Regions from separate parts of the Homo sapiens genome. Here all the other regions are linked to region 3. The links are chromatin loops, found by intact Hi-C in ENCODE. Cell type or tissue: dorsolateral prefrontal cortex. All regions are shown on one strand. Each heading gives the region's core, and the rest is flanking DNA. Links, peaks and the distances in the headings are about the cores only. Region 1 overlaps KIRREL3 (kirre like nephrin family adhesion molecule 3). Region 2 overlaps KIRREL3 (kirre like nephrin family adhesion molecule 3). Region 3 overlaps KIRREL3 (kirre like nephrin family adhesion molecule 3).

Evidence for each region. Peaks named below come from ENCODE experiments on the same cell type or tissue, not always from the same donor. Only the 100,000 strongest peaks of a DNase experiment are listed, where the experiment ranks them.
Region 1: a loop joins it to region 3, with 3 times the contacts of the local background. A loop is called at or near these places in 5 of 110 quality-filtered maps.
Region 2: it touches region 3 in a loop (4-fold over the local background); 4 of 110 quality-filtered maps call a loop at or near these places.

What each region holds. Positions count from the first base shown.
Region 1 is chr11:126,884,150-126,894,443 of GRCh38, reverse strand. The region is part of intron 1 of KIRREL3 (kirre like nephrin family adhesion molecule 3); the gene reads left to right. LOC105369559 (a long non-coding RNA gene) reads left to right here. Exons shown (of 5, transcript XR_948149.3): 3 at 397-659; 4 at 2,532-5,112. Among named protein-coding and RNA genes, the nearest start is that of KIRREL3-AS2, 51 kb to the left of the region's middle. In dorsolateral prefrontal cortex, for the core only: CTCF peaks have their summits at 3,532 and 3,732; a DNase peak (open chromatin) is centred at 3,653; H3K27ac peaks cover 3,967 bases.
Region 2 is chr11:126,805,041-126,815,334 of GRCh38, reverse strand. The region is part of intron 1 of KIRREL3 (kirre like nephrin family adhesion molecule 3); the gene reads left to right. Among named protein-coding and RNA genes, the nearest start is that of KIRREL3-AS2, 130 kb to the left of the region's middle. In dorsolateral prefrontal cortex, for the core only: no CTCF peak of the experiment used is centred there; a DNase peak (open chromatin) is centred at 6,255; H3K27ac peaks cover 2,448 bases.
Region 3 is chr11:126,978,281-126,988,574 of GRCh38, reverse strand. The region is part of intron 1 of KIRREL3 (kirre like nephrin family adhesion molecule 3); the gene reads left to right. MIR3167 (microRNA 3167) reads left to right here and starts at 33; the gene lies at 33-117. In dorsolateral prefrontal cortex, for the core only: no CTCF peak of the experiment used is centred there; no DNase peak of the experiment used is centred there; H3K4me3 peaks cover 339 bases; H3K27ac peaks cover 5,660 bases.

The DNA of each region.
Region 1 (10,294 bases), core at 723-8,722, 94 kb after region 3:
AGGCACCATGCCCAGCACTTAACACGATTTGAAATAAGAATCACTCAAAGCATTTGCTGCCTACTGTGGACTCCCCAGCCTGGGCTGTAAGCTCTGGAGGCAGGGATGATACCTGTCTTGCTCACCACGACACCCCTACACCTAACACAATGCCTGGACTATAGCTTCAAGTGAGTAGAAACTTACCCAGCAAATAAATGAAATTAAGACAACCCTAGCTTTCTCTACTTTGCGTGTATTCCCCTCAATTCATCACTTCCTTATTTTTCCTTAAGAGGAAGGCAGGAAGTCTGAGCCCCAACAATGTCTCTCAAACCCACACCACCCTGGGGGGCCACCCCAACAGGACGAGGTGGACGTGTCAACAGTGGAAATGTATTTTGTCATGTTTTCCAGCTGCACTGGGGGAGAGCCTGCTGAAGCTGCTTGAATCTCAACACTGTCATACCCGCCATCTCATTATCTACAGCCACATCTAAAACCCACATGAAATACCAAGTCACACGCGGCTCTGGGAAAGACATTTTACAGAGACCATCTTATGAGTTTTTAATCTGCCTCCTGAGAACTTACAATCTAAGAAATAGAAAACTGATTCCAGTAAGCATGCCCAGAATATGCTAGCAGCAAGATTAAAACATGAAACTATGAATGTTAAGGTATTTATAACACGCATCGTTTAATAGGATAACATTTTTCTTAGCAGGAAGGAGCAAATTTAAGTGCATTCAGACGTGGGAGAGGGAGATTGGCCAGCTAAGGAGATTGGACAGGGTGGATGCGGAGCTTCTAAGTCCAGAGGAAAACAAATGATCAGCTCACGGTAACCCGGGTAGCCGGGCCTTCCACAGCGCTGATTCCACAGTCTAAAACTTCTAGACCTTCAGGTGGCCGGTTCAATGTTTCCGTTTAGGTCATGAGCTCGGCAACAAATTAAGTAAAGTGTCCCCAGTAAATGCTGATAAGCCCCAGGAGGAAACAGGGGCATCCCCACGCATACCAAATGCACTCATTAGCATCCCTGCTATTATGAAGAATAGCAAAATGACCTTGCAATCATTAGAAGCTTAAAATGCTATGACTTAAGTTTAGAAGGACACATATTACATTGTAAAACCTAATTAGTGTTACCTTTGCTAATTGCTGCCTGGCACTGAACTGGATAAAATCAATGCATGACGGACGTTCCGGGGCATCAGACATAACCCCATCACTATTTTTAAAAGAAGTAAAATTATAGAAGAGCCTTTTGAAAAGGTGTTTTTAACTGAGTTGTTTGACGGATGTGAGGGAAGCGTGGGCAGTCCATGCATTTATTTGTATGAATCCTAAATGCTGAAATCTTCTCCCAAGAACACTGTTCTTCTCCTGTACTTCTTTAATGTAAATGCGAGAATATCAAACAACGGGGGAAATTACGACAGCGTCAAAATCCAACCACAGCATGAAAACAGCTGTGCAGGGATATAGTGAAATCCTATCCCACAGGCAATTAGAATACTCAGCCCTATCCTAGCCCGATTCTGCAGCAGGGATGCCAGGCAGTGCTCTGTGTCTAGGAGCAGGTTCATCCACTAGATAAGCTCTACCCGAGCCTCTCTTTTGTCCTCTCTTGAGTAGGTCTCGAGGGCTGTATGCACTACCGTGGAAATGTCAATGAAGCCAGACCCTTCTCCTATCTGGAGGCTGTCATGGCCATAGTGCTGGGGGCATAGAAGTCAGGTCATGCTGTAGTTTCTACTTGGCTACTGGAGATGAAATCAACCAGAGAAAAGGGGTCATGCCTCCAGCCACACCTGCCCACCGGAAACACACACACATAATACATACACACGTGCACATGCACACACACGTGCACAGAGCCAGGCCTTACTTCTAGCTGTGCTCAGCATTTGTAATAAGGCTGTGAAAAGAAAATCATTTTCTCAGGGTTGCTTTTTTTCTTCCTTAAGGATAAATAATAGCTGATTTTTCAAGAAAAAAAAGCTGCCACTTGTGCCTCTCCCAGGGCCCCTCCTGAGCATATCCTAAATGGTACAGATTAAAATCGAGTCATAAAACTTACAAACCACAAGCAGTGAGAAAGACAGTTGGGAGTTCTGCTTCCACGGTGGGTCCTGAGGAGGGCTGGGGTCCCCTGGAGTCCCTCAGCTTCTGCTGAGCAGGAGGGTACGAAGGGGATGAAGAAAACAGAGCAGGCAGGGACCACCCTCAGGCATGGCAGCCCCTCTTAGCTATTTTAAATATTGTTCCCTGTAAAATTTCAATTAGGAAAGGAAAGCTTCTACTGCTAAAAATTATTGGAAGATCACCAAGAAGCCATTGAGGCCAAGGGAGGCTAAGTGGCCTCTCTCTGGTGCACAGAGACACTGATAGAGCCAGGATCAGAATTCAGGCACCCAGAGTCCAGCATTCTGTCTCCAGCTGGGCATGGAAGGAAGGGGAAGGGAGCCAACCATTCCCAATGCTGGCAGTGGCCTAGAATTCCTAGGCTTCCTGAAAGATATCAAACCCCAACTTTGTTTTTGCAGATATTCATATGTATTCTTGGGCAAGATTTCTTTCCCTGGGCTAGATGTCCCAAGGACCACACTCCTCTGTCCCTTTCAAAGAAAAGACAGACCTCACTGGGAAGTCCTGGATTGTGTCCACTGCTGCTGTCACCGGAGTCTGACCCCAGCCCTGCCCATCTCCAGGGATCGCAGAACCTGCCAGCCAACTTCCTTTGAGTCAGCCGGTCAGGGCTGCATCTTAGAAGCCAAGCTGCTTTGGTGTGATTTCTGAAGTCTGTGCATTTGCCTTAACTGTCAGGCCACTGGCTTCCCTGAGACTGGCTTCTGCCGTTTGCTCCCTGACAGTGATAGTGATAGCAGGACAGACTAACAGTCGGAGCACCCTGTGCATCTCTTTCCAAGGAATCCATCCATGGCAGGGACTGTGGAGCGCTCTCAAAGACAGCCACTTTGCAGGCATTTAGTAGGACATGGGCTCACCTCTTGCCTCCTCTTCTGCCTTTCCTTCCAGCTCCTTGCCCTTTACAATAGCTGAAGATTTTTTTAAGTGGAGCTGCTGATAATTAAAATTATATCTTTTTTCCACCAATGTCTGAAACTCTGGGAAGTCATTATCAGAGTCAGACAGTGATATTTTGATATCCCAGGATCTTTTTGATATAAGGAATAAAGTTCTAAGGCATGAGAAGATAGAGAGCCATGCTATTTCCTAATCACCCTTTATAATTTGCAGTATCTTGGGACGCTTCTCAGATGTTTCCACTGTGGCTTATGTACACTTCAAACCCATGTGCCATTAAATGCAGAAGCTAGGTACTGAATTAATAAAGGTAGCTTCAAAAGCCCACCTCTTTGGCAGGCTGAAGATCTAAGGGCAAACTCAAAGAGGGTGATGGGCCTTTGAAAATTACTAAGCACAAACAATAAACCTCATTAAATAAAGGCAGCAGAGTGGGCTCAGAAATGTAATGAACCAAGCGGGGGACCAACAGCACTGGAATCAGCCTGGGAATTAACATATCAGGGAGCTGAGGCTCAGGTTGAAAGAAGGGATTGTGTTTTGGAAAATCATGTGACTCCTATTGAAACAATGCTGAGGACAGTGGTTGGGAGGATGCTGGGGCAGCGCTGGGCACAGGCAGGCCGCTGTGGTGCTGGGACTGGGGGACGCTCATGTTTGCAGTCGTCTACTCTCTCACTCACCCTAGTGGCTTCAGTAGAGTCTACAGAAGGCAGAGTATTTGGGCAGGGCCTGTAAAGAAAGAGAAAAGCTGATAGAAGCTGCTTGGCCATCGAAATGAACTCCTTTTGCCAGGATGTGCAGCCACGGGACTCCCACAGCACCCCTCCAGGTGCCTTCTGTCCACAGCCAGGGAGCAGAAAACTGGAGGGATTTGGTCACCATTAAATGGCAAAGTGCTTGATGAGATCCTGTTGAAAATTGAGCAGCAGATTGGACAATTAGAGTGCCAGACCAGCACGTGGAGTTTTCAGAAATAGATGGGAGTTGCTGGATAATAGGTCACATTAGGCCACCACAGGAGCACGCAGGACTGCTCAGTCTCTGAGCCCCAAGCTCTTCCCTCTAGACTCTGGCATGGCCAGTACAAGCCCTTTCTCGGCTATTGTTGCTGGTCAGGGCTGACTGTCTTAGGTATGAGGCACTCTCGGAAGGCTGCTCAGGAAGAAGACCCTTTCTCTTTCATGAACCTGCCGGGAGCCAGAAACCATTCTCCTCCCACTTTCACCCCTCAGCTCTATCCCCACCTCCCCAATAATTTTATCTTCATTTTAACTCAAGAATTTAACTACAGAGATTGCACTGACCCATCCCCCTAGAATGAAAGGACACAAGATCCTCCACCAGATAGTTATTTGTGATTGTGGCTGGGGGTTTATTTAAACTAATTTTATTATTCATGACACTGACAATTTATGCAGTGAATGCAATTAGAGGCTATGATTGGCTGCCACAGCTAAGGGCTAAAAGTGCCACTTCCTTGGATATGCAAGGAAGAAAGGCGAAGAATGTTAGAAAAATAATCAGTCACGGAGATATTTTTTATGAAGTGATTCCCACAAACCTTGATTTTTAAAAAAAGCTAATTTAATTTCCCTAACACCCTGCAAAAGATATCTAATTATCCACTCTTAAATTGCTCTCATAATTTTTCCAAAGTTCTCTATTGTTTATGCCTTTGTGAGTTCTCCTTGTCTACAAGCAAAGAAGCTGTCGTCTCAATGTGCAGGTTCCAATAAAACGTACTGAAACTGATTCTTCCCGAAGCTGTGCATAGAAGCCCTGATGTGGCCTGTAATATATTTGTCCATTTAACCAGGAAATATTTGAGAAACAAGACTTGAGTGGTAATCATTTAGAGTTCTGGGAGGAGAAGAGGGAATTGACTTTTTTTCTTCTCCTTTTTTTTTCCAAGAAGAACAATTTTTAAAAAATCATTGGACATCAAACCAAAACAAATCATGGTGCCTCCACACAATGGGATATTCCTCAGCAGTAGAAAGGAATGGACTACTGATCACGCAGTAATGATGACGAATGTCAATGTAATTATGCCAAGTGAAAGAAGCCAGCCAAAAGGTTCATATTATGTGATTTTATTTATATGAAGTATTTTTTAAAAAGGCAAACTAGTCTTTCAAGACAAAAAGCAGATCCCTGGGTACTTGAGGGGCAGGGGGAGAATAAAGAGGGGGAGGGAAAAAGGGAGGGGTCACTAAGGGGAAGAGAAAACTTTGGTGGGGGTGATGGACGTGTTTGCAGTCCTGATCGTGGTGATGGTTTCATGAGTGTACACACGGCAGAACCCCTCACCTTGTATACTACTTTAACGACGTTATTTATTGTGTGCAATCATACTTCAGTAAATCTGTTACAACACAGGCACACCCCTTGGGTAAGTCTTGGCTCCACCATTTATCTAAGTATGGGATCTTAATCTCCGTGGACTGTGGATTACTCTGTAAAATGGGAATGATAAGGCCTTCCCTGCCCACCCCATAGGAGTGTTAGGAACATCAACATGAGAAAACAACAGCACCAGCAATCCAGGTGTGTATACATTCATAAACTCACAAATGGGTTTCATCTCCTTTAATCACTGTCGACAATGAAATGGGTCAGTGCTACTGCTCTAGGGCCTGGTCTGTTGTCTTGCCCACGGTCAGTCTGCAATGTTTATTGAATTGAGCTGAAGGACACTTAGTAAACCTCGAGCGGCGTCACCTGGTCTAATTACTATCTTTTTAATGAACTTCTGATTGGGAACCATGGAATCCTGAAATGATACATCTTGGAATGGGAGGGCCTCGTGAGGGTCTTAGCAACACATTCTAAGATAAGTGGGACTTGGCAAAGTCTAGTGCCTGATTCAGGGCCTCTGGTCTAGCCTTTATAAATAATGATTAATGAAGGAAAGAGCAGTGTGGGGTGGTGATCAAGACAGAAGTCCTAGAACTTTTGTTGCGCCCTCCTATGCTCTTCCCTGATTTGTAGGCAGCCTGGTAAGAATCTGGCACGGGCCCTGGTGAGAATCTGGCACGGGCCCTTTAAATTCACAGCACAGCAGAGTGGGATTGAGGTAGAAGAGCTGAACTGAGCTCCCTCACTTCAAAGACTCCTCTAGGCCCCAGAGAGCTCTGAATTGTAAATTGTCTGATGTCAGCCTTTGTGGCTGCTGTCTAGTGTCCCAAACTCTCAGAATTTTCTCCCAAGCTTCCTGGCAATCAATTCAGCCCACTTGATCACACACCTGCCTCACTCCAGTATGTGCTGTATGTTTGTTTATATCACTCTTTGCAGATTCCAAAGTACTCTCACACAGTAGTTTTTACTTTCAGTCCTCCCCTTGATACTGTGGGTGTATAGCATAGGTCCTATTGATTCCTGTTTATGGTTAAAGGAATTGATGTCCACATTAATACAAGATTTGCCCAAGACCACTCACTGAGCAAAGAGGAGAGATAGGAATCAAGCTTCTACCTTCTGACCCCTGTTCCCACCCCCTCTCTCCTGTGCTGTGCTGTCTCATTCCATCCCCAGGGAGACAGGTGACCTCACCTATGTTTAACTGATTCTGAAGGTTACGCCTATCTTCATTTTTCTAATATGATGGAGAAAAGTAATACTTACATTGGTTACTCAGCGGTTGAGTAGAGATGAGATCCTGCCAAAGGCAGCCTTCTTTTCACTGTACCAATTCTATTTCCAACATTTAGTTAAATCTAAACATTATTTCAGCCATGTGTGTCATTCTGCTGTCTTTACATTCTTGGCCACATTGGGGACCCTTGGTTGGTGGGGGTGGGAGAGAGGAGAGGCTGGGAAATGAAAACCTACTCAGTAAGCCAGCCCAGATCCCTGCAGTGAGGGGTGGGTTACAGAACAACATGCCTCACAACTTGCTGAGGAGAGAGCAGTGACCCTTCTGACTTCATAAATTTGGAAAAAGAACAGCACAGAAGCTAAATTTGGGCAGCGGGGAGAATTCTCCTTGGAAAGCACGCTGACCATGACCATAATCAGTAATGCTTCTTGCTTCTTAGCCTCCAGTCCCCAAAGCATCTCCCCTCCGTTCCACTGACAAGACATGCTTGTCTTTTGGTCTTAAAGTGATGAATGCATGCTTGCTCTAATACTCACGGGCTGCATTCAAAATGGAACCTGGGCAATTATCAGGAGCTTTGGACAGTCAGACTCGGATGTTGCAGATGACATGATACCTCAATTATTCAGAAGCAATCATTTCCAAATTGCCTTCTAGAATTTGGTGTGCAGTGCATCTCATGTGGGTCCCTTCATGCACCTTCCTGCTGTCCCCCTGTGCTTTTCCTGAATTCTTCTGGGAGGGGAGTCAAGGTGAAACCATATGAGATAGGGAGACTGAGCACTAACTCACGTGTTCACCTTAGGTTTTGACTTTCTGGAGCCTGCTCAGAACAATTATCCTTTTTTCTTGAATGTTGAAAGTTTCCTTTTTCCCCTGAGGAGACATTTCTGAAACTGATCACCATTGGAATGTGAATTTTCCTGTCAAGAGTGGGGCAGAATAAGGAATGTGACCATTATTCTCAGCTCATAAAAGAGGCCTCCCTCCAGCTGTTATTCAAAAGACAATCTAACCCATTCTGGCACTGGGTCACCCTGAAGACTGTCATTCCCCAGTCAAGGACCAGCCCAATGCTTAGTTCATGGGACCAAGCTGTCAACTGATTGCAGAGCTTGGCTCTCCATCCCAACTGTTCAATAATGCTCTAATTAACTACAGAAAACTTCAGAGGACCCAGCTAACTATAATTGAGAGATCAACAGAGGCTGCATGAAGTTAGATGTGCATACTAATTACTGAATTATCCAACACCTGTTTTGGAATGTAGCACAAAACATGGCTGTGTTTTCAGGCAGAAGACCTTCAGTTTAAAAATGAAGTTTATCTTTGGTGAACAAAGTTAACCCAGACAAGAAGTAGTGAGCCCACTTCTTGTCTAATGAGCCATATTTTTTTATTAGCGCTGGTAGGAGATACAGTGGGGCTGAGGCAGTACAAATGAAGCCAGTCAATGAAATATCCATGCACTTAGCCCTCAGGAGAGATTCCGAAGAGGCAGTGTGGGGCTGCTGAAAATAGATATTAGTGAGTCCATTATCATCATGCAGGGAGCTATACTTAGGATTTGTACACTTCAGGGCTATCTCCCAACATTGAGACATTTCTGCACCCTTTGCATCCTCAGAGCTGGGTTTGCAGCACCATCTGTAAGTATTCGTGGGTCAAAACCACTTAGCCTCTTCACTAGGACTAACAGGAATGTCATGTGGGCAGGGAGTATCAAAGCACAGCAAAGAGAAAAGAGTGGAAAAGAGTCAAGACATTGAGCTAGAGAAGAGCAGATGAGAATGCAAAATTAAAGTGAGGAACGCATTAAATGTGGGAAGAAAGAAAACTGTTTCTTAGTCATATTTCTTATCTTTACTGATTAGGTTCAATATCCCATAATCAGTTAATGTAGACAGTGGTAAAATCATGCTTATCTGTGAGCCTCACACTTTTTTAGATGAAACATTTGTTGCCAAATAGAAAAGTGAAACCTCTTTCAAAGCCCAAAGTACCCTAGAATTAGACAGCACAGTGGGGCATGCCTGAGGCATACAACCTAAGGTAGCTCGGGAGCCAGCCTGCTGCCCTCTGCTCTGTCCTTCAGCTAAGTGATACTCTCTTATTCAGAAAAGAAGGGATGCCCAGTAACCATGAAAGAATTACCTGCTAGAAAAAAATAAGGCAGATTCAGCATTTCTGGCTTTTTCTCAGTTATTTCTCAGAGAATAACTTTGATGATGATAACGATGATGAGGTTGACAATGATGATTGATATGATCATTGTATTCACAAACAATGCAAACGAAAATTAAATAGATCTTAGGGATGCTGGGATTCCAGGATTATCTGTACTAAACCTGTCTTTCCTAAGAAACCAAATGCATTTGATAAACATACGCCTGAAAATTTCTCCAAGTGTCCATTTTGAGAACATACTCTATGTTTTCATGTTGCTGTCTTTCTTTCTCTGGGGTGTTCATGAAGCCAACATGGACACTGTAGAAGATGGCACCATACTGGGATATTTTATGCTTCCCACTGTGTTCCCATTTTGGGATCCAGTTACACTTGAAACATCTTGACTTCACACAGCCCTGCATCTGGGATCTTTCTCAAAGCTGAAATGTAAAAAATGGAAAAGTAAGTCGTTGTCCAAGAATAAAGAATATAGTACCCATGGCCATCTGTGGGCATCATATTCCTCTCCCATATGCAAGGTCTTTGAAATAACCCTATTTCCTACCACTGTCCAATCTGAATCCAAGGGCCTTCTCTATTAACTTGGATTTGTGGAAGAGTCTTTATGTTTAAAATACAATACACAAATCTCTTAACCTATTGCCTTTTCACTCAACATTAAGTTTTCAACTCCAAATGAAGTTTAATTCTGCAGACTCTGTCATGTGTTGACTGTCTAATTGGAAGCCATTCCATTGCCAAGCAACCATTGGTTGCATTTCTGATATCTACTCACCACTGCAGCTCTGTACTGAAAGATGGTTGCTATGCTTTTCCACTTCATTAGCCTCCACCGAGAGATGACATCATTGCTTCTGAGAACTTCCACAATCTTGGCAAATCTCCTTATCTCATTTCTCTAGAAGATGCCTCAAAACCTGTCATTTGATGAATCGATTAATTAGTTTCCTGGGTCACGATCCTTGCTTGCTTATGCATTTGCTATTTTACCCCGTGGCGTGCTATGTTGTCTTTGACTTTAGAGAGGTGAGACCTTGCCTCCCCTTGTGGTGTGTCTGTCATGAACCCAGTCAGCCTTCCTCAGACCTCTCCTAGCTATTTTCCCAGGGATAGCCCCTCATCCTGGCGGTCACGCTTTGTAGATTTGCAATTCTCTCTGTGCTTGAACTTTGAGCCCAGAGTATAAACTTTTTAATGCACATGTATTGGGACATACCTGCAGGTTGGGCTGACTTTATGTCAACATGAGTAAAGATGTGTTAAATAACAGAGGGCTTAGGGAGGCCCATCGATTGGCACACTCTAGAACCATGCTTCTCCAATGACAATCCTAGAGCTGCTTCCAGCAGAGTCATCTGGAGGGATTGTTTAAAATGCAGATTCTCAGTGACCACCTCCATGTTACTGAACAGAATTTCTGCGGGTGGACCCAGGCTTCTTAACAAGCTCTGCAAGTGAATCTTATAC
Region 2 (10,294 bases), core at 1,306-9,305, 170 kb after region 3:
GAATCAGGGTGTGACTCATTCACTAGGCTTGCCCCTTCCTTCCACGTGGAATCTTGAGTAGAGCCAAGTCATCTCTTGATGCCCCCATCCTTAACTCAATCCAGAAATATCGTGTGCTAAAGGTTGTTATGGAAATGAACTTGTAAAAGCTAATTGCTCCTCATGGTCCTGGAGAATAAAGACAAAACTGCAAGCCAGGTGTCTTTTGTCATCTGTTTTTAAATAAGCCAACACCGTAAGAGACTTTCTTTTTTTTAAAGCTTTACACCCAAAAGAATGGATCAACAGGTTTAGGTGTTCTGCATGTCAATGATGAATCCTCTAAATTTAGGGTACAACTGCAAGAAGGTGACCTAAAGGAATCCACCTTTTTATTTCTTTTACTTTCTTCTTTTCTCTCAACTTTTAAGTTCTGGGGTACATGGGCAGGATGTGCAGGTTTGTTACATAGATACGTGTGCCATGGTGGTTCGCTGCACCGATGAACCCACCACCATCACCCAGGTATTAAGCCCAGCATCCATTAGCTATTCTTCCTAGTGCTCTCCCTCCCCCAACCCACACCCCCATCAGGTCCCAGTGTGTGTTGTTCCCCTCCCTGTGTCCACGTGTTCTCACTGTTCAGCTCCTACTTAGAAGTGAGAACATGCAGTGTTTGGTTTTCTGTTCCTGTGTTAGTTTACTGAGGATAATGGCTTCCAGCTCCATCCATGTCCCTGCAAAGGACATGATCTCATTCCTTTTTATGGCTGCATAGTATTCCATGGTGTATATGTATCACATTTTCTTTATCCAGTCTATCATTGATGGGCATTTAGGTAGATTCCATGTCTTTGCTATTGTGAATAATGCTGCAATGAACATATGTAGTGCATGTATCTTTATAATACAATGATTTATATTCCTTTGGGTATATATCCAGTAATGGGATTGCTGGGTCAAATGGTGTTTCTGACTGTAGGTCTTTGAGACCACAATGGTTGAACTAATTTACACAATGGTTGAACTAATTTACACTCCCACCAACAGTGTAAAAGCATTCCTTTTTCTCCATAACCTCGCCAGCATCTGTTGCTTTTTGACTTTTTAATTTTAAAAAAAAAGCCATTCTGCCTGGCATGAGATGGTATGTCATTGTGGTTTTTATTTGCATTTATCTAATGATCAGTGATGTTAAGCTTTTTTTCATATATTTGTTGGCCACATGTATGTCTTCTTTTGAGAAGTGTCTGTTCATGTCCTTTGCCAACTTTTTAACCGGGTTTTTTTTTCTTGTAAATTTAAGTTCCTTGTAGACTCTGGATATTAGACCTTTGTCAGTTGAATAGACTGCAAAAATTTTCTCCCATTCTGCAGGTTGTCTGTTTACTCTGATGATAGTTTCTTTCGCTGTACAGAAGCTCTTGAGTTTAATTAGACCCCATTTGTCAATTTTTGCTTTTGTTGCAATTGCTTTTGGCGTTTTCATCATGAAACCCTTGCATGTGCCTATGTTCTGAATGGTATTGCCTAGATTTTCTTCTAGGGTTTTTCTAGTTTCGGGGATCCCACCTTTTTTTTTTTTGCCTTTGTTTCATCACTTTGTAGATTCTGAATAAGAAGCTTTAAGGGCACTATTCACTTATTCATATTTGAGACCTCTTTGCTTGAAATTCACCACATATGTGAACCTCAATACCAATTATCTGTGCTCCTGGGTCCTAATGACTAAATGGTTAATGTTAGTCAAAATGGTTATGAAGATATCAAGCTCTAAATAAACAGGGGAATTCATTCTTCAGTAATTCTTTGGGCAGAATTCCCACTCAATGAAGTGGATGTCAGGTGGACAAAATCTCAAGGTAATATTTTGGTCCAGAATATTTATAACTTTTTAACCAAAAATATCATCTTGGCAGTGCAAATGTGTGATAAGGAGCTTAGTGAGGGACTACCCCAGGAGCAGCAAACTACGAGGATCCAAGGTCCCACCAATTCATTTGTTTCATACACAGGTGGGAGAGGTGCTTTGGACTAGTGAACATGTTTTTAATGATTTTGAAGTGAATCCCAAAGCCTTATTAATGCCCCAGTCACAAAGGAAAACAAGACTGCAAATGCCTTCATCTTCATGCCTCCCAAGTATCTGAAGGCACAGTCCTTGAATCAAGTTATTTTCAGCTCAAACGAGTTGCTGAATTATTTTCACTAAATTTTTTCTACCTCCCTAAAGCCTTGCAGTTACTACAAGGAGACACGAGCCCTATTTCAATGATGGAAGTCAGTTTCTGAGTCTAAACTGGAGAAAACAAGACTTGACACATAGTGAGCTGTGGCTAATGAAATGGAGAAACAGGCATCATTGCCTTGATCTGCACATTATGTTCTGCAGTGTGGTCTCACCTGGGCCGTGAACTGCAGCCCAACAACCTCCAATGAGAGCCCAGCTTCCCGGTCACAGCAGAGGTGCGCAGATTCCCGTAGGCCACTTCCTTTAGATGGAGCCATGTTCTTGGGCAAGTAACTGGGAAATAGAGAAACAGAGCCAGACCCAGAAATTGGATCATTGTAGAAGTTGATTGAAATGCATTGCTTGATTGCCTGAGCCTTGGTCTCAGTGAAAGAGTGACAGAGCCACTCATCCCAACAAAAGGACCCTGACGCCCAGTGTGGTGCTGTATGGACAAAGGCCCAAAGTCAGGGCGGACTAAGAAAATCTAGTTACTAACCATTGCCTTGCATCTGAAATCTACAGCTTGCAATCTAGTTGTCAAATTGTTGTTAGCATTTGTGAAGTGCCTACTGTGTGCCAGACACCGTGCGGAGTACTGGAGTGGCAGAACTGACTCGTGTGCATCTGTCTTGCCTTTCATGGGAAAGATGCTCAGGGTTCACCATTCTGTTCAGTGGACAATATTAATTGTGGAGTGGTGTCAGAGTTCAAGAAGTGCTGTCACTGAATCTGAATAAATCCTGAGAGGAGTTCCGTCTGCCTAAACCACCAACGGTTAGCCTGGAGAGCATACTTCGTTTTCCCCCAGTCCTTCTCATTATTATCACCAGCCACATCTACAAAACAATAGTAATGAGTGCCTGCCATATACACAGCGCTATCCTAAGGACCCCAAAGTTCCAAAGTAAGGAAATTAATGATCCTTTGGCCTTCTTCTTCTTATGATCACAATAGAAAGAATGGGTTAAATAGTAGCAAATGGCAAGCAGTTTCCTTAATGAACAGAATCTATTATATCTGGTCATCAGGATAAATTGTTCTTATGCATATTGAGTTTGAAGATTCTCTAATCCCGAAAAGTGCCTTAACCTGCTCATATTTGCCACCAACAATAGAAGGTCTGCAGTATGTCAATACCAGTGCTGGGGGACGGGGAGGGCTGAATTCAGAGATTGTCTCTTGACTGTAAATTAATGTTTGAGGGCTTGATCTGATTTCTCTTAGAAGTTCATTGCTGGCCAGGCACAGTGGCTCACACCTGTAATCCCAGCACTTTATGAGGCCAAGGCGGGTGGATCACCCGAGTTCAGGAGTTTGAGACTAGCCTGGCCAATATAGTGCAACCCCATCTCTACTAAAGGTACAAAAATTAGCTGGGCATGGTAGCAGGCGCCGGTAATCCCCGCTACTTGGGAGGCTGAAGCAGAGTAATCTCTTGAACCTAGGAGGCAGAGGTTGCAATGAGCTGAGATCATGCCATTCCACACCAGCCTGGGTGACAAGAGCAAAACTCCATCTCAAAAAAGAAAAAGAAAAAAAAGAAGTTCATTGCTAACGTTGCATGCTGTGAGGGAAGGGTCAGCTGTAGCTGGCACCGTCCCCGTCCAATGCACAGGTTCCTATTCATTACTCATGTATCTGTCCAGTTTGTCAACAGCTATGAGAATACTCTATGTGCTAGACACTTTTCAGGGTTCTAGGGATGCAGCAATTAACCAAAATTCAGACACAGCCCCCTACCCTCTTGGAGCTTACAGGCCAGCAACCACACGGAGAATTCAGACAAGGACCTCGTAGCTCCATAACAGTCACTCGGTTCTGGGTCAAAGTTCTCTCTGAAGAAAGAGGATGAAAGCGGGTGGGAAGGGTACTAGGGACACCTCCTGGAAAACAGAAGAATTCTCAGCAGGAGGAAAGACAGAATTGTGAACTGTCAGGTGGGGTAACAACACATGGAGTTGCTAGCTGGCTGCTTAAGAGCCTGGCTGCTGCGGGAGCTTAGAAGGGGATGTCAACACTCCTATTTGGCCCTCAGCAGGGCCACCAGGTGCCCATGGGTGTAGCCAGGGAAGGCAGACAGCTTGGGTGGCCAAGAGAACGAAGCAGATGGGGTTTGTCAGACCGGCTGCAAGGCTCATTAACGTACCACCTCCTCCCTGCACACACTCCAGTGTGCACACACACACCCACAGCTGTCAGGGAGAGAGCCCGGGCTTGAGGGGCTTAAGACAACCTCCAGAACAGCCATCATATTCTCAGGGTTTCAGTCAGAACTGCAACCACAGCTGGAAACTGCTCTCTGTTGCTCGGCCTCCCTGATCGATTTGGTGTTTCAGACTCAGTAGTCCATGAGGTCTTCATCTCTTCCCATTACTCCTCCAAACAGATGCCCATTTTATAAGCCATTTCTGCGCCTTTCCTTGGGAAGCAATTTCCCTCTTCAATGTAAAGACCTCTGGCTGCAAGCAGCCTCTAAAATGCTAGGGATGCTCAGGTGTAGGGCCTGAGCACAGAGATGATCTCTGGCCTTATTGTCTTTCCTTGCGGTTCCATACTCCCATTTACGGGGTGTTTGCAAGCTACTTAACCTAACGAGAGGAGCATGTTAGAGCTTGGAAACATGTGGAAATCCGAGATTCTGGAAGGATCCAAAGGGACTTGGGGGTTTACATAAAATATTTTTAAAGTGCTGACCAGAAGAAAGGCCTCCCAGCAAGTCCTTGTGTGTCTGCAGAAAGCTAATATATGGTAATCAGGGCAGTGTGAAGCTGCTGTAAGTTTTGACAACATAACAGGGAGCTTATCACTGATTTCCGCTGTTGCTGCATATTCCTGGGATCCTGGCTTGCTGGAGAGGTGTGAATAGAAGATTTATTTTGTATTGTTAGATTGTCAAGGCACTCTAGAGCAACAACTTTCAAATGATAACTTTCCAAGCTTACAGAAGATGTGAACTATATGCTCTTAGTCCAGTGTGAGCAAGGGGATGACAGCACTCCCCCTCCCCATCATCCTTCACTTTGCTGCTCCAGTGCCCTGAGTGGTCAGTGACTCAACACGCTGCCTTTCCCAAACCAAATTGGGCCATCATTAAGAATGAGAGACATCTATTTCGAGCCATGAAACAAGCTGAGGCGAATGACATGTCATCACAGAGAGATAACTTTTTCACACCTAGACCCCCAGAGCCCCAGGACAACCTCGTTTGCCAAAATTCAGACCATCTCAAGTTAACTGGATGTGAGAAAAGATTCTGGAGATTGAGTGGGGAAGGGAAGGAGGGAGATGCAAGGAGACAGGAGACAGTATCAGGAGGGTTTTGTCTGTAATCCCACCTTAACTGGCCATGTAGATCTTGGAGAGGGCAAATCTCTTCTCTAGAGGCAGGGATGATAGCAAAGCCCTGTACAGGGCGGGGCCTTAGGCACTGTGCCCCTAACCTCTAAGCAGCTAGTGACTTCTGTGAGTCCTCTAACCTCTCCAGTTAGCATACAGCGATTGAATTAATTAATTAGTTAAACAAAGCTCTCAAATAAAGTTACTGGTCTAAAGACAAAGGAATGAGAATATTTAATTTGTTCTTGTTGCCTCTCCCTTCTTTGCATTTGCTATTACTTATAACCCTTATTATTCTACATGGCACTGCAGTTACTTAAGTACCTGTCTACCCTATCTCCCTTTCAGATTCTAATATCCTTGGGGGGCACGGTCAGTTCCTTGTCTGTCTTCTGTGTCACCCAACATACATTGTACTTAGTATGCACCTAAATAAATGGTCATTGGATTGAATTGGGGTCCCTCTTATTAACAAGACCTATGGCTTTATAACGCACCTCCTAGAGCACGGAGGAGATTCCATCTTCTCTTCAGACTCCTGCCCAATTTCATTTGCTCCTAGGGCATGTGAGTCAGAGCTTGTTTTCATGACTGGGTGACCCTCCTCTGCTCTGCCACCCCTTAATGAAGGTTTTGCTGAAGCCAAAGCCTCCATGTTGTGAGACTCTGTTATTGTAGGGTTGCTCATGACTGCTGAACAACTAGCCATGCTTGCGGGTTTATTATTAGAGGCCTGTACACAAGGGCTGGCTCCTTGCCTGTTTTTTTTCCTAAGGCAAAGAAAACAGAATAGTTGCATTTGTTTTTTGGGGGAAAGAAAAGAACAAGAGATTTTTCAAACAGTTATGAATAAAGCAGAATCAGTCCATTCTGGAACCTCCCGACCTTGACAGTGGCCTTCTCATGCTATATAAACATTTGTTTTGGGTATTTAATAAGCTGCCAGCTGACAAATTGTAGAACTTTTTACAAGAGCCCCTTATCTTTTCTAGAAGCACTGAGATGGCAAAATATATTCTCCGTCTCAACAATTCATTCTATATATGCATGTGGAAATTGGAAAGCAAGTTGTTTTTCTTCGTTTGCATGACAAAACTCAGACCCCAAAATACAATTCAGCATTTAATCTGAGATGGTTAAAAAGCGCAGAAAAAGGCCCCCGCCCATTTGGCTCCATTTTGCTGCTGATGTTTCTGTTGTTACAATTAAAATTGATTTATAAGGCTAAGGACATAAAATACCTTTTTGTATAGCCCTGCAGTAAGCCTGTGGAGTCTGCTGCCTCAGGAGGTCACTGGGAAAAAAACAGACCCCATGAAAAACTGCCTTTATCTTAAGGCCTTAATAACTGCTCTACATCTTAGCAGAGCCCTCCCACCACATTGGGCAGGGGAGGGGGAGTTAGCCCTGGAGCAAGGACTAAATTGCTGAAATGACTCCTTGAAAGCTGCACCCCCATTGTAGCTTGCCAAAAACAGGTCATGGAGCCTCCTGGAAAAGAAGTGAAGACATTTAATTTTCAAATAAGTATTCTCTTTTGCTAATGACTCCCCTGAAGGGACCTCTTACTCCATGGATCCCTCTTTCCTTTATGCTCCCAGCCTCAAGATGAGGGCCCTATTCTCCAAACTACATACAATTGCTCCTCAACCCCAGGTCAGTATCTGCAGTCCTGCAGCTGGCCTGGAGAGCATCTACCACTTGCAGTGCAACATCTTTGCTCACCTTCCTCCTAATCCACACTAGTTCAGACATTCATTCTTTCCCCATTTATCCAGTGCTGAGCCTCACACAAATGTGCATTTGGGAAAAATAACACCATGCCAGGCACTGAGGGATACAGATAAAAAGGTTGCAGCCCATGGCCTTGGGCATATTAGTCACACAACTTGAGCTTCCTTTCGTCACCTTCCTATGAGGACTATTATTTGAGACAATATATGTAAAGTGCCTAACAGAGTGCCTGGTAGTGGGTAAACACTACATCAGCGATAGCCATCAGCAGCACCCATTAAAGGACTCTCCAACCACATCAGAGTAGACATGTAGAAGAATCTCAGAAGCCTCCTAGAAATGGGTTAAAGGACGATTTTTCAAAATCCAGGTGAATGGTAAGGGGAAAAGCACTCCAGGCAGGAACTGTGACAAGTTTAAAGGCATGGAGATGGGGAAGGGCACAGCATAATTGGGTACCTGCATGAGGTTCCGTGTGTCTATGAATGCACGAAACCTGTGTTCCCTACCGTGGTGCACATATCACTGGGAGATTTGGGGTGACTTTTTATATTTTTATATTGAAACAGATTTTTAAATTTGAATAGTTAGACATGAATGGTTAAACACATAGCTAATGAGGTCTCAACCACTAGAAGCCAAAATACAGGTTAGAACATGTGTACATGGCAGAGTTTCATTCCCCAGGTTTGTCCTTTCTCCTGTCATCTTTCCCACCACATGGAAATGTGCCCATAATTCACCTTAGTGACCTGGCAATTTCCTGTGCTCCATTGTAAAATTTCAGATGACATTTCTTTGTTAGAAGTATAGGATTTTATCAGTGGGAGTCAGAGAAAATAAAATGTTAGCAGGAGGTGGGGCCTGGGGCAGTCAGCCTACCTCCCTTCCCAGACCACGTCCTACTCCCAAACCTGCTTGGGAACTTGGAAAAAGATAGTTATCCTTGCAGGGTCTCAGTTTCATCCCCTTTGAAGAGTACAGCGTGGTCATGTGGCACATATGTGCCATGGAATTCTATGCAGTCATAAAAAAGAGTGAATTCATGTCCTTTGCAGGGACATGGATGAAACTGGAAACCATCATTCTCAGCAAACTAACACAGGAACAGAAAGCCAAACACCACATGTTCTCACTCATAAGTGGGAATTGAACAATGAGAATACATGGACACAGAGAGGTAAACATCACACACTGGAGCCTGTTGGGGGTGGGGGGCAAGGGGAGGAGAGCATTAGGACAAATACCTAATGCATGTGGGGCTTAAAACCTAGATGATGGGTTGATGGGTGCAGCAAACCACCATGGCACATGTATACCTATGTAACAAATCTGCACGTTCTACACATGTATCCCAGAACTTAAAGTATAATAAATAAATAAATATACAACATGGTTAATATCCAATCCTTACCTAGTAATGCTCGTATTATCCCTAACTGATAGGTTAGGAGTTGGAGACACAGCCAACACATGGTCCAACTAGGAGTTCAACTCAGGGAGTATCACTGAAAAACCTGTGACAGTAACTACTACATGAAACTGCCATATCTAGCTGCAGGAAGGACTTCTATAATTACTCAAACTTTTTGAGCTCCCTGTCATGGAATTATAGAATCTTAGGACTGAAGAGGACTAATTCTCCTGCCAACCCACCTAGTTTACAGATAGAGATCTGTAGGAGAAGATGACTGCTAGCCCAGGGCCCCAAGGCTATTAGGGACAATGAGAGGCAAAGGATGGCATTTGAAGGCAATATGTCCTTTTTATTAGCCTCACTATTAGTAGTCATATTGTTGTTGTGAGCACATGAGGGAGAATGTTATTCATGGTTTTATTACCTCCATGAGGCTCATCAAGGCTGAAAAATCAAGACAATAGCTTTCCCTGAAGATCTGAGCTGGCCTTTCATCTTATTCAGTCCCCAGCCTCTCTTTGTGTCTTTTTGCAGTTTAAACTCAAATTGGGATTCAAGGTCTGGATGTTTGTACAACTGCCAGGCTGGTGACTATTCAGGCATTTAATTTGACAGGTGACAGATTTGGTGTGGATTTTTTAAATTTGTTGATGTCATTGAAGGGAGGATTTGGGGGCACAGGCACATTCAGAGGACAGCCAAGGGAGAGGCCGCACGGAGAAGGTGGAGGGGATGGCACGGCACCTGCCCAGGCCCACTGGGTTGGGTTTGACTCTCTGGTCTGCTGGGGGCTGAGTGGGAACTTGGATGAATAAGCTGAGCAGGAAAACCGTGAAAGACAGAGACTATCAAGAATTCCCTCCTCCCTTGGTTTTTCTTCCTTGCTTCTCTTCCTCCCTCTCCCTGTCCTTCCCTTTTCTTTCTTTCATTTACATACATAGTAGTAAATAAAAACGTAATATCTATTACATACTTTGTACTGTGGAGTTTAGCAATCACCCTGAAAATAAATGTTCTTCAGGTGACAAGATGATAGAGTGGAAAAGCCTTGTTTAATTTATTCATTAATTAATGGATGACAACCTAGAGACAGTCTGCAATCAGCTCAAGGTTTCTTTTCCTGTGATGGGACAGCGCACCTGACTGAACCTTGGGGTTCAGAACAAAACCAGATGAGATGGGCTGAGGCTTGTGTGGGAAACTGTCTAAAGAGGTGCACTAGGACCTTTGAGGAGCATAAGAGCATCTGAGTAATTAAATCTCCTCCACCCAGTATGACTTGTAATAGGGTAATCTCCTTTCCCTCTCCATATCAATGCTGACTGATGAATGGCAGCCCTTCTCCTGACCTTCAGTATGAGCCCTAATTTCATAAACAAGTCCTCTATAGTTTTTAGAACACTTGTCATCACTGCATTGTTTCATGTATTAATTTATGAAGGGATTAATCTGAATACAAAGATGTTACCTTAATACATTAATGTATGAATACATACATGCACACACATATAACTCCTTCATTGCAGGTTACCACACACCTACGAAAACATTGCAGGTTACCACACACCTGCTAAAACTCCTCAGACCCTATGAAC
Region 3 (10,294 bases), core at 1,323-9,322:
TCCAGGCCTATGCCCACCTGTGCCCTCGACACGGCTGTGGAGGCACCAGTATTTCTGAAATTCTTTTTTCTGAAATTCTTCAGGAAGGATTTCAGAAATACTGGTGTCCCGACAGCCGTGTGACCATCAGCAAGCCACAGAAACCCCTGCCCTGGCCGGTGGGTCCCCTCCTTCATAGCTTGTAGGATTTGGGACGGAGAGCTGATAAAAATGGAAGAAAACCTCTTCCCCCAAACAAAAGCTGAGTAAGAATTTGAGAAGCTTTCCTCCATGGCTAGCGACTGCTCTCTGCCTCCACAACCCACTTCCAGTATAGCTTAACATTTTGAAAGCCAAATGCTGATTTCTTTAAAAGAATTCATCATCACCCAGCTTCCCTTCAGTGGATTAAGAAATAAATAAATAAATCCCATTCTGCTTAGGGAGAGTTGAGCCTTGTGGTAGCTGTGTGCTGGAAGAATGGAGCTACTCTACATAAAAAGACTTTCCAGAACTTCAAAACCCTCCTTTTCTGTCAAGTCTAGAATAGTAAAAATATCAGGAGATTACGTGTTTCTGAAATGATTAATAATGGTTATTAGGGGGAAATAAAAAGACTCTTAGAATGTAGGAGAGCCTGAGTGTCATAGAGCCTATGATTCTTTTCACTTTGGTCTCGGCTGGTACAACTTACCTTGTGTCAGAAATCATTTTAGAAGATGGCACATGTCTACCCAGGCCATGCTTAAAATTGTAATATTGGTTTAAGATAGACACTTATGATAAACTAGCAAAACATGAAAGTTCTTTGACGTTTTCAAAGCTCCTTTAGATCGAATCAGAGCAATACAGAGGAGGAATGCAAGGAAGATAGATCTCTGCATAGAATACTTCAAATGCCTTCTTTTTACTTCAGTGGGACATGCCGTCATATCAACAGAGCCTTGGCAGCTGATGCCTGGGTTCCAAATCCATATCAATGCTCCTTTCTCTGGGCATGAGCTTTGTTTTGGGTGTTCTCTTCATCAGATTGGGACAGAGGTTTTTGCAGAGAGAAATCCATACTTTACAGGTGAAAACAGCTGAATACTGGAACTGGTCAGAATCAAGACATACCAACCAGAAAATCTGAACACTTACCTCTCCTGTTTGTCTGTGAAAATAACAGGAAATCTACCTTTCACTCTTATTATCAACAGATATTCTAAGATCCATGCCATTGTATTCATGCCAAGGAAAGTTTGAAAATACATAGACGGTTGTATTTTTTAGTTAAATTGTCTTAGTCTTGTTCATTGTTGACTTTATGCGTACTATAGACTCTGCTAGATTTGCTCACTCACAATTGCAATGGAAAAGGAATCTTTGTGGGTCAGTGTATCCCCTTAATTCTAGGTGTAGACTCCCTTTGCGTGTTCCTGACAGGTAATTATCTCACATATCAAGGAAGTATTAGGGTCTTTCTATGGTTCCTGGGTTATCTGAGTTCGTAGATTCTCTATCACCGTGGTTCTTCAAGTGTGGTCTGCAGGTCAACTTGGAGATTGTTAGAAATCCCCATTTTTGGACCCCAGTCCAGACCTTCTACATCAGAAGGGTTTTGACCAGCAGCCTGTGTTATACCGAGCCCACCAGCTGCTCCTGAGGCCTGCTCAGCTTGGAGCACAGGTGCCATCAAGGCTGAGTCTTGCTTCCTTATGGTGTCCCCTCATTTTCACCTCCATGTGGACACTGCTGATAGTAAGTCTACAAGGGAGTCGAAAGTCACTTTCTAACCAGAGAATTTAAGGTGACTCGTGGGAGCTGCCTCTCATGTTTTCATGTTACATCAGGAATCGGGATCTGTCCTGGGCATAAGAAGCCAAACTTACGATAAGGTCATACCTATGATGTGGAACACAGCAGCTATGCCAATCCGTCACTGACATCATTGCCTTCCTCTCACAACTGGAAAGAAATCAAGAGTGCTTCCTTTCAGCAGGGCTTTCCTCCCTGTCCCACCCCAGTGGAACCCAGGGAAGCAATGTCATAATCTATGTTGACAGGGAAGAATGTCTCTAAGAGTAGCCATAGATTTTCTTCTACCTGCACTTTAGAAAGTTGATTTTAAAGTCAATGCTGTACACCAGAGATGCTCTTGTCCATAAAGGATAGATTTTCTGTTTTGTACAGTGAAGAGATTCAGAATGTATATAATAATGCACCCCGAGAATTCTTGCTCTGTATTTTTAAAAAAATATTCAAGGTCAATACAACCACAAGTATTGATATTCACTTCATTGTGAACTGGGATCTGCTAGCTGCTTATTGTCATTTTATTTTTCAATTCATAAAAAAAAATGTTCTCATCACTAGGCATCTGGGCCTCTTTTTTCAACCCAACTCACCAATGGGAAACCAAATGCATGAGCTGATGAACCCAGCAACCAAGAGGGGCTTGGGGGGAGCCAGCCACAGATTTAAAGGCCCCCTCATCCCACAGTGGATGCCGTGTACACCCTGTGTGCATCCCCAGGTGGCTGAGTACTGTAGTGATGGTAGAGGAAGGGGGAAAGGCACAGGTGGTGGATTGTACAGGCCAGAGAGGAGAGACAGAGAAACAGAAAGACTAAGTGAGCTGGCGTGTTTGTGAGATACTCATTTTAGGCTTCAGGAGATCACTAGGCTATATAGTGTCCAGAAACAACAGCTTTAACTCTCTCCCATCCAGTAGGGGGGTCATGAAGGCACATGCCTTATACTCAAGGTTTTGAAGTTTCCTTTCATCATTGAACTATGTCAGTAGCTCCGCTGTGACAATAACCAAATCATCAGCTTTGCACAGAGTTCGCTATCTTCTCATGGGTGTACGTTCCTTTGACAGCATCCCGACACCTTCAGGACAAAGAGTCTCAGAATGAAAGTCTCCCCACCCTCTCATATGCCCCTTTACTCCAACACACGGAGCCGCTGACATTGTCCGAATGTGCTCTGCTCCCTCGTGCCTCCTGTCCCTCTGGAGTGGCCGTCTCCTCTCCCCCAGGTTAGTCTAGATAACTTCTACCCTAAAGACTCAGCTCCTTTTGCCTCCTGGTGGAAGTTTCCTTGACCTCTCTCCCCACAATCTAATTTAAATGCCCTTCCTTCCTTATTCCACAGCGCCCCAGGAAGCCTTTTGTGGCTCTTACTATGATTTATCCACATGGAGTGTTTCTGGTCCGCCTTCCCTTCCATATTGTGAGCTTCCTGGCGGCCAGGGCTGGGTCCTTCTCACCTCCATCTACCGTGCAGTGGCTTTGTTGGACTTGGGCGCAGAGTCAGATACAATCAGTATTTCTTACATGGGAAAAGAGCATAATGTGTCAGGGATTCTGGACAACTCCTACCTTTCCGTGCCCAGCATTTCACTTGCAAACCCATGAAAGTGTTTCATCAGAGAACGTGCTCTATTTATCATTATTATTGCCTTGTACAACTCGAGTACCTATGAGCACCGAGTCCTCCTTGGGGAAAAGGTGATAATAATTTAATCCTTCCTTGCATGTGTATAGTATTTCATAGTTCCAGAACACTTTCACATTAATTATGGTCTTCCTCCCTGAATCAACTCTTATCCTGCCTTTAAAAAGTAAGGAAAATAAGGCCAGGTTATTTTAAGTGGCCTCTCTAAAGTCATACAGGTAGTGGGTGGGAAAGTTAAAATGAAAACCCAGGAGTTCAAATCCAAGCCCAGGGTTCTTCCATTTCCCTCCTCCAGGTCTCCTCCCTGGGTTCCTGCCCCCGAAGAGTATGTGCTTAGAGGGTTCTTGGCAGAGGAAGCTCCTGGGGGCACTTCCTGCGGGCTCACATGGAGCTTGGTGGAGTGAATACTTCATTGAGAGGCAGGAGAGCAATTTGTGCGGGGAGCTTGGACAAAGTTCCTGGTAAAAAGTGGTGGTTGATTCCAACTATGGCACAAGGGTCTCTGTGCAGAGGCTAGGGGAAAACTGCTCTTGACTGAGGCCCTCTCTTGTAAATGAGGCATAACAAAGAGAACATAATAACTCCATTATAGTAAGGACTTAGCACCTGGCAGCAGCCAGTGAGAATGGCCTGGAAGCTTTTCCCAGGGCAACCTTTTACTGGGTCCATAGGCTGTGACCCCCCTGCACTGCATCTGCCATGAAGTGTCCGTCTGCCCCCCTGTCAATCAAGGAAGACCTGCTTGAAGGCATAGAGCACTCATCACAACTCCTCATCCTCCAAGCATGTGACACAAGCCCTAGAGCAGAGGCTAGACAGGCTACAGGCTCTGTCACTTGCCTGGTGCATGGCCTTGGTATGGAAGAGGGAAGGAGCCTTTTTCTCCTCCTTGACTCATGAAGTTGTTGTGAATCTCCAGAGAGAATACCTTTTTGTGAGGGCTTTGAAACTCTATGAAGGGCACTATTCAGAGGTGAGGTACTTGCCTTCCTCTGGGTCAGTGTCTCCAGATGTGCTGAGCTGCTGCCCAAGGTCAGAATAGATCTGGTTAGCATCCTCAGTCTCTTTTCAAGACAAGGTGCCATGTGGCTTTCTGGGCGTGCAAGTTTTCTCAGTGGGGCTCATGGGGAGAATTAACCTCTAATACCATAAAAGGCATCCATTACATGCAATGAATTAAATTATTTCCTATGCATCTAAAATGATACTAGATATGTACTACTTTTGGGAGAAGTAAAAATAGTTAATCATATTATTCTCGGGGTTCTCTGGTTCAGAGGAGGAATCTCAGTTGAGAAAGGCTATGTATGGAGTGTATTTGTTTCCCAGTGCTGCTGTTAACATGTTACCACAGACGTAGTGGCTTAAAACAACACAAATGTACTATCTTAGCTTCTGGAGGTCAGAGGTCTAGAATGGATCTCACGGGCTGGCATCCAGGTGCTGCAGGGCTGTTTCTTTCTGGAGGCTATAGGGAAAATCAATTTCTTGGCCTTTTCTGGCTTCTAGAGGCAGAGTGCCTACACTCCTTGGCTCGTGGCCCCTTCCTCCCTTCACTCCAACCTCTTGCTTCCATCTTCACCTCACCTACTACTGACTCTGATCCACCTGCTTCTTTCTCATAAGGAACCAAGTGATTATATCAGACCACAGAGGGTAATTTAGGAAAATCTCTCTCTCTCAAGACCTTAACTTAATTACATCTGCAAAATCCCTTTTGTCCTGTAAAGGGATTAGGACATGGGCATCTTTGGCGGCCATTATTCTGTCTACCGCAAGAACCAAAGGCAGACGTTAGATGAGCCCTCCCTTTCAGAAGAAAATATAGGCTTTCCTATCCTACCTCTCTGTGTAAGAAATCTGTGCCTCAGCCTCACTACTTGTAAGTTAGAGAAAATGACCTTCCCCCGTGTGTATCTATTGGGATTATCAAATAATAGGTGCTTAGTACAAAATGGTTATTATAATATTGTACCTACAAGTAGCCTCACTACTTATAAGTTAGAAAAAATGACCTTCCCCATGTATATCTATGGGGATTATCAAATAATAGGTGCTTAGTACAAAATGGTTATTATAATATCATACTATGACTTGGCACAAATTACGCTTACATAATCAATGGAGTTACTACTAGATGCAACTATCATTGGGTCCCATGGGGGAGAGATTAGCAGGCACATCTATTAGATGCTGTAGTTAAACCTCACTAAATGATTCTTAACAGCAATTTACTTTGGCTTTATTAGTCTAGAGTATGAGAACTCTCCTTTAAAATACTATAGACCTTGGCCTCCTCCTGTCTTTGGAGTAGTTGAGATGAAATAGAGATGAGCAACAACAACAGTGTGAAAGAAAGGATGAATGGACCCTGCGTTTGTCCATGTATGATTTGCTGCAGGGTAGGAGGCTTACTGCCTGCACTTTGATTTTTCCCTCCTTGTCTGCTTACAGCATTGTGTTTCTAGCATTTGGCTGAGGATCTGGCTAGAAAAGAGTCACGCCTGGAGGTGTTGGGCTGGGGGAATGGGTAGAAACAGTACGTGGAAGTAAAGGAGAAGTGGCAGCTCCAGGATCAACTTAGGTGTCTTGCTGCAAAGGAGAGATACGATTATAACATTAGATGCCACTCATTGTTGCCCAGGTGTTGAAGTTCAGTTAATGTACTTTAAAGGCTTTATGAAGTCTCCCTCAGGTTTGAGAAGATTTAAGAAATTAGGGAACTTAGTCCCCTCCCCAGTGTCTTCCCACCAGATGCATCAAGACTCCATAGAAGACTTGAGGCTGTTAGGCCTGAAGGCCAATGTGCCCAGGCTAGGGCCAGCCCCTGAGCCTACAGATGGGTCTCTGAGTCCAACCCCTTGCCCACACCCACCTTACAAGTCTCTGACAGCTCTACCTTAACAAGCCCAGAGAGAGAAGCAACCAGTAGACAATGATAACATCTTTGTTGATAATAGGTTGATAATGATAATAGGTTTCTCAAATGTTCAGCCCTTGAGGAACCTGTGTCCAGGAAAGGTTTAGTTGCTGTTAAACAGTTGCAGGTGGGAGCATTGAGGCTGGGTCTGGATCTCTGGGCTCTGGGGAATTAAAAGAAAGAGACAAGCCTGAGAATGATTATAATCCCATTATGCAGAGCTTCCCCTATTTATTTCTTCATATGGATGAATTTGTATATATTTGCATTTGTTCTATCTGATAATATGCATAGAATTCAAATTGAAATGACTTGAATAGATTTGAATATTAATGAGGTGTTTAAAGGCTGTCATCCCAGCAGAGCCCCCAAGCAAGGGAGTGTGTGCTACAGAAGCTCAGATGGCTCCTCCAGGCACTGTCAACAGAAACCTCAGGCCTAGAGCTGGGAGGCACCTTGGAGAGAGGCCCTCTTTGGTAGAAACGGGGGCCTTCCCCAGTTCCCCAGGCACCAAGCTCAGGAACCTACTCCAAGGATGGGGGTGCATTGATAAAAGCCCCCTGAGCATGTGTGGCTGAGACCTCCTCCGACACCCAAATGTGTGGTTTTAACAGTGCCATAAAAGGCAAGATGTCTTCTCAGATTAAGAAATACCTCCTTGCCTTTGCTTCATAGAGTCGGGTGGTAGAGGCAGATCTCATTTCAGTGAAACAGGGACCATGTGTTTAGCTCTTCCTTAGTGACTTAGGAAGGTACTGGACTGTCTTCTGCCTGGAATCCTAAGCTACACCACATATAACACCTCCTGAGCATTTTCCTCCAGAATAATGGCGATTAGGCAATATGCTGTCAGTGGGCCCAATGGCCATCAGCCTCCTTCTTCAGGGTCTCATAAGAAATCACTTGATACTGGTCACTGCAGCCATCAGCAGTAACATCTGTAGCCTGCCTAGGTCCCAGGCTGAACACTAAGAACAAATAAAATAGAATAGCTTGCAAAAATAAGAAGGTCTTGCTGTGGTCCAACGGGCCATGCTTTCCTTCTTTTGTCTAAAAATCCAGGTGACAGTTTGTCCAGAGAGGTACGTTTGTGGTATTAGGCTTCAAATATCTAGAACTCAGCATCAAGGCTTTCAGGCCAATCATGTAAGAATAGTACTTTGTAGCAATTTAAATTGAATAATGATAGTCCACGGTACAGAGATCTAAGTATACCATCTCTCATTGCTAAGTACTGAGGATGAAAATTTCTAAGTGATCTCAAAATTATTTTATTGTGTCCTAACTGAATCTTGGTTCTTTCCACGTTCACACTCCTAGCACCCATTCTGGTGGCTAATTCTGAGAGTAACAATGAAAATATATTTGTGAGTTGTTGATTTTCCTGATCGGTGATGCTCTCACATGTAGCCCAGTATCACTTTTAAAACAACATTCTAAAAACTAAACTCATTATTTTCTCCCCAATTGGGGTCCTAATCTCCGTAAAGAGCATCCTATATTCCCAGCACTTAGTGTGGATGCCAAGTCACCAGCCTCTTTCTCATCTCCCATAACCAATTAGTTCTCTTGTCATGACACGTTTTAATCTCTATTGCCTTTCACATGGATCTATACTGCCTTTCCATTTTTCCTTCCATTGCCCTACTCATGTTCTCCAAAACTATTATAGCACCCTATCAAGTTCCTCGATTTTTTTTCTCACAGTCACCCTTCACCATTGTCATTCATTACCACTTGTATCTTCATAGGGTACACAATTTACTCCTCCCCTTCTCAGCAAGCCCACTGGCTACCCTTTGCCTGTAAAACAAAGCCCCAATACCTTCACTTGGTATCTGACACCTCCATCCTTACCCAGCTTTGAAGGTCCCCTACAATCTGTAGATACTTGCATTTGTTCTATCAATTCATTCTGTCTGGCACCATCTCTCTTTCCAGCATCTTCCTCTCCATCCCTCCTTGCTCTTCAAGCTTCCACCAGAAAAAGAATATTTGATTTTCCCTGGATATGCCATGCCTTTGTATCCTTGCTTATGCTGTTCCCTTAGCTTAAAATATCCTTTTCCTCATCATTTACTGAAATACGCTTCATATTTCAAGGCTTGGCTCAAAGGTTACCTCTCTGTGTAGTGATTTCCTGTTTCCCACTCACAGTCACTCTGCCCTTTCTTCTCTGCCGACATAATGTGTATATTCTATCCTTTCATGTGTTCAGTTCTGTCCAGCTTGTTCTTGACTTGATATTTTCCCAACTCAATGGTAAGTCCTATAAGGAGAGAAACTCTAATGTTTTAAAATTTTTCATATCATCTCTGACAGTGCTCAACAAATGTTTAATGAGTGAGCAAATGAATGAATGGGAAAGATACCATATTATGTTCTAAGTAGCATCCTTCTGGTCCAGCCCTTGCACCCTCTAAGAGCACCTGGTTTTCTTGAAAAGATGCTGACGTTTCTTAAGCATCTGCTACAAAGGCCAGGTCCTCTCCTATGATTTCATTTAAGTTTTCACAGAAACACTATGAAGGAAACACCCTTATTTCTATTTTGCTGACGAGGAAACTGAGTCTTAGTGAGGTTAAGACATTTTCCCCAGGTCATCTCTCTAGTGGATAATAGAGCCAAAACGAAAGCTCAAGCCTCTATCTCCGCCTCTGGTGTCCTTCACTCCCCAAGAGCCACCTCTCTGCGTCAGCCAAAGAACAACCAGACTCTCACCTTCCCCAGACTTCGAGTCAGGCTTCAGTGCTCTGGGAGAATGAATTTCCCGCAAATCAATCCTGGATGCAGTTATTATTTTATAGGGATGTTGTAAGTTGATAAGGTAGCTGTTATATGTTAATAGCTATTGTAATGTTGTTCTTAAGGCCTATTACTTGTGCTAGTTTGTATTTTAATGTATGCAAAGGTGATTACAACTTTAATATGAATGTTAAACCGATTAGCTGATTTATATGTAAAATAAATAAATAAAATGAAACTCATACTCTCATTTCTATTCATTTCTCTCTCCCTTTCTCTCTTTCCCCTCTGCCCAAAGGCAGATGTGGTCTGTGGAGCATTGACAATGGAACAAAAAGAGAGTGTTTGCTGAGTGATAAATAATGGTTATAGACGGGTCTTTTGTTCCGGGTGAATTCGGACTCTATGTCCTTAATAGCTGTTTGTCTGAGAGTTTGCGCTTTTCACTGTGTTTGGGAGTTCAGTTTTGTTGGAGAGTTGTACATTTGCCATTCTCCCCCTTGAAATTATGTTTCCCATTTCTGGCAACCCTTGTTGTTTTCTCAGTACACACTGGGAAACCTGCCAAACTTTCAGAAAGGCAGGTGTACCTCAATGTATTCAGGGACACAGGGCATAACAGGGAAGCCAGGTAAGAGAATAAGCATCCCGGGTGCAGAGAGGTAGGGACCCAGGGGACATCCACATATGGTAGCTCCTGTGGGAGCAGACACTAGGGTTGCCTAGCCCACCTTGGGGGAACAGAGCTCAGAGAAACTCCCACCATGAAGCAAAGCTCCAGGGCAGAGTGGACATTAGCTAAGAAAATGGGCAGAGAGCGGGATGAGGAGAAGAGGGAGTAGCAGGTGCTAAAGCCTGGGAAGCATGGGAGAACGTAGACCACTCAGGGACCCACACGGAGCTGGGCGTGGCCAGAACCAAGGAGCATCAGTGGCTGAATGCACTGGGCATAGACCTGGAAGCCAAAAAGCTTTCTGGCCAGGGCACGTAAACACAAGAATATATTGGATGATAGAGGGAGCAACCTGTTTGAGGTTACCAGGGGACTTTCCTTTAGGACATAATTGCTGCCAGGGGTTGGGTTAACAAAGAAAAGAATGCAGGTTCATTCCAGAGGTTCCACACATAAGAATGGAGGAAACCTAATTGGCTAAAGTTTGAAGGGAAGGTGAAGAACACGCCCACCACAGGGGAGGACAGATCTGACAC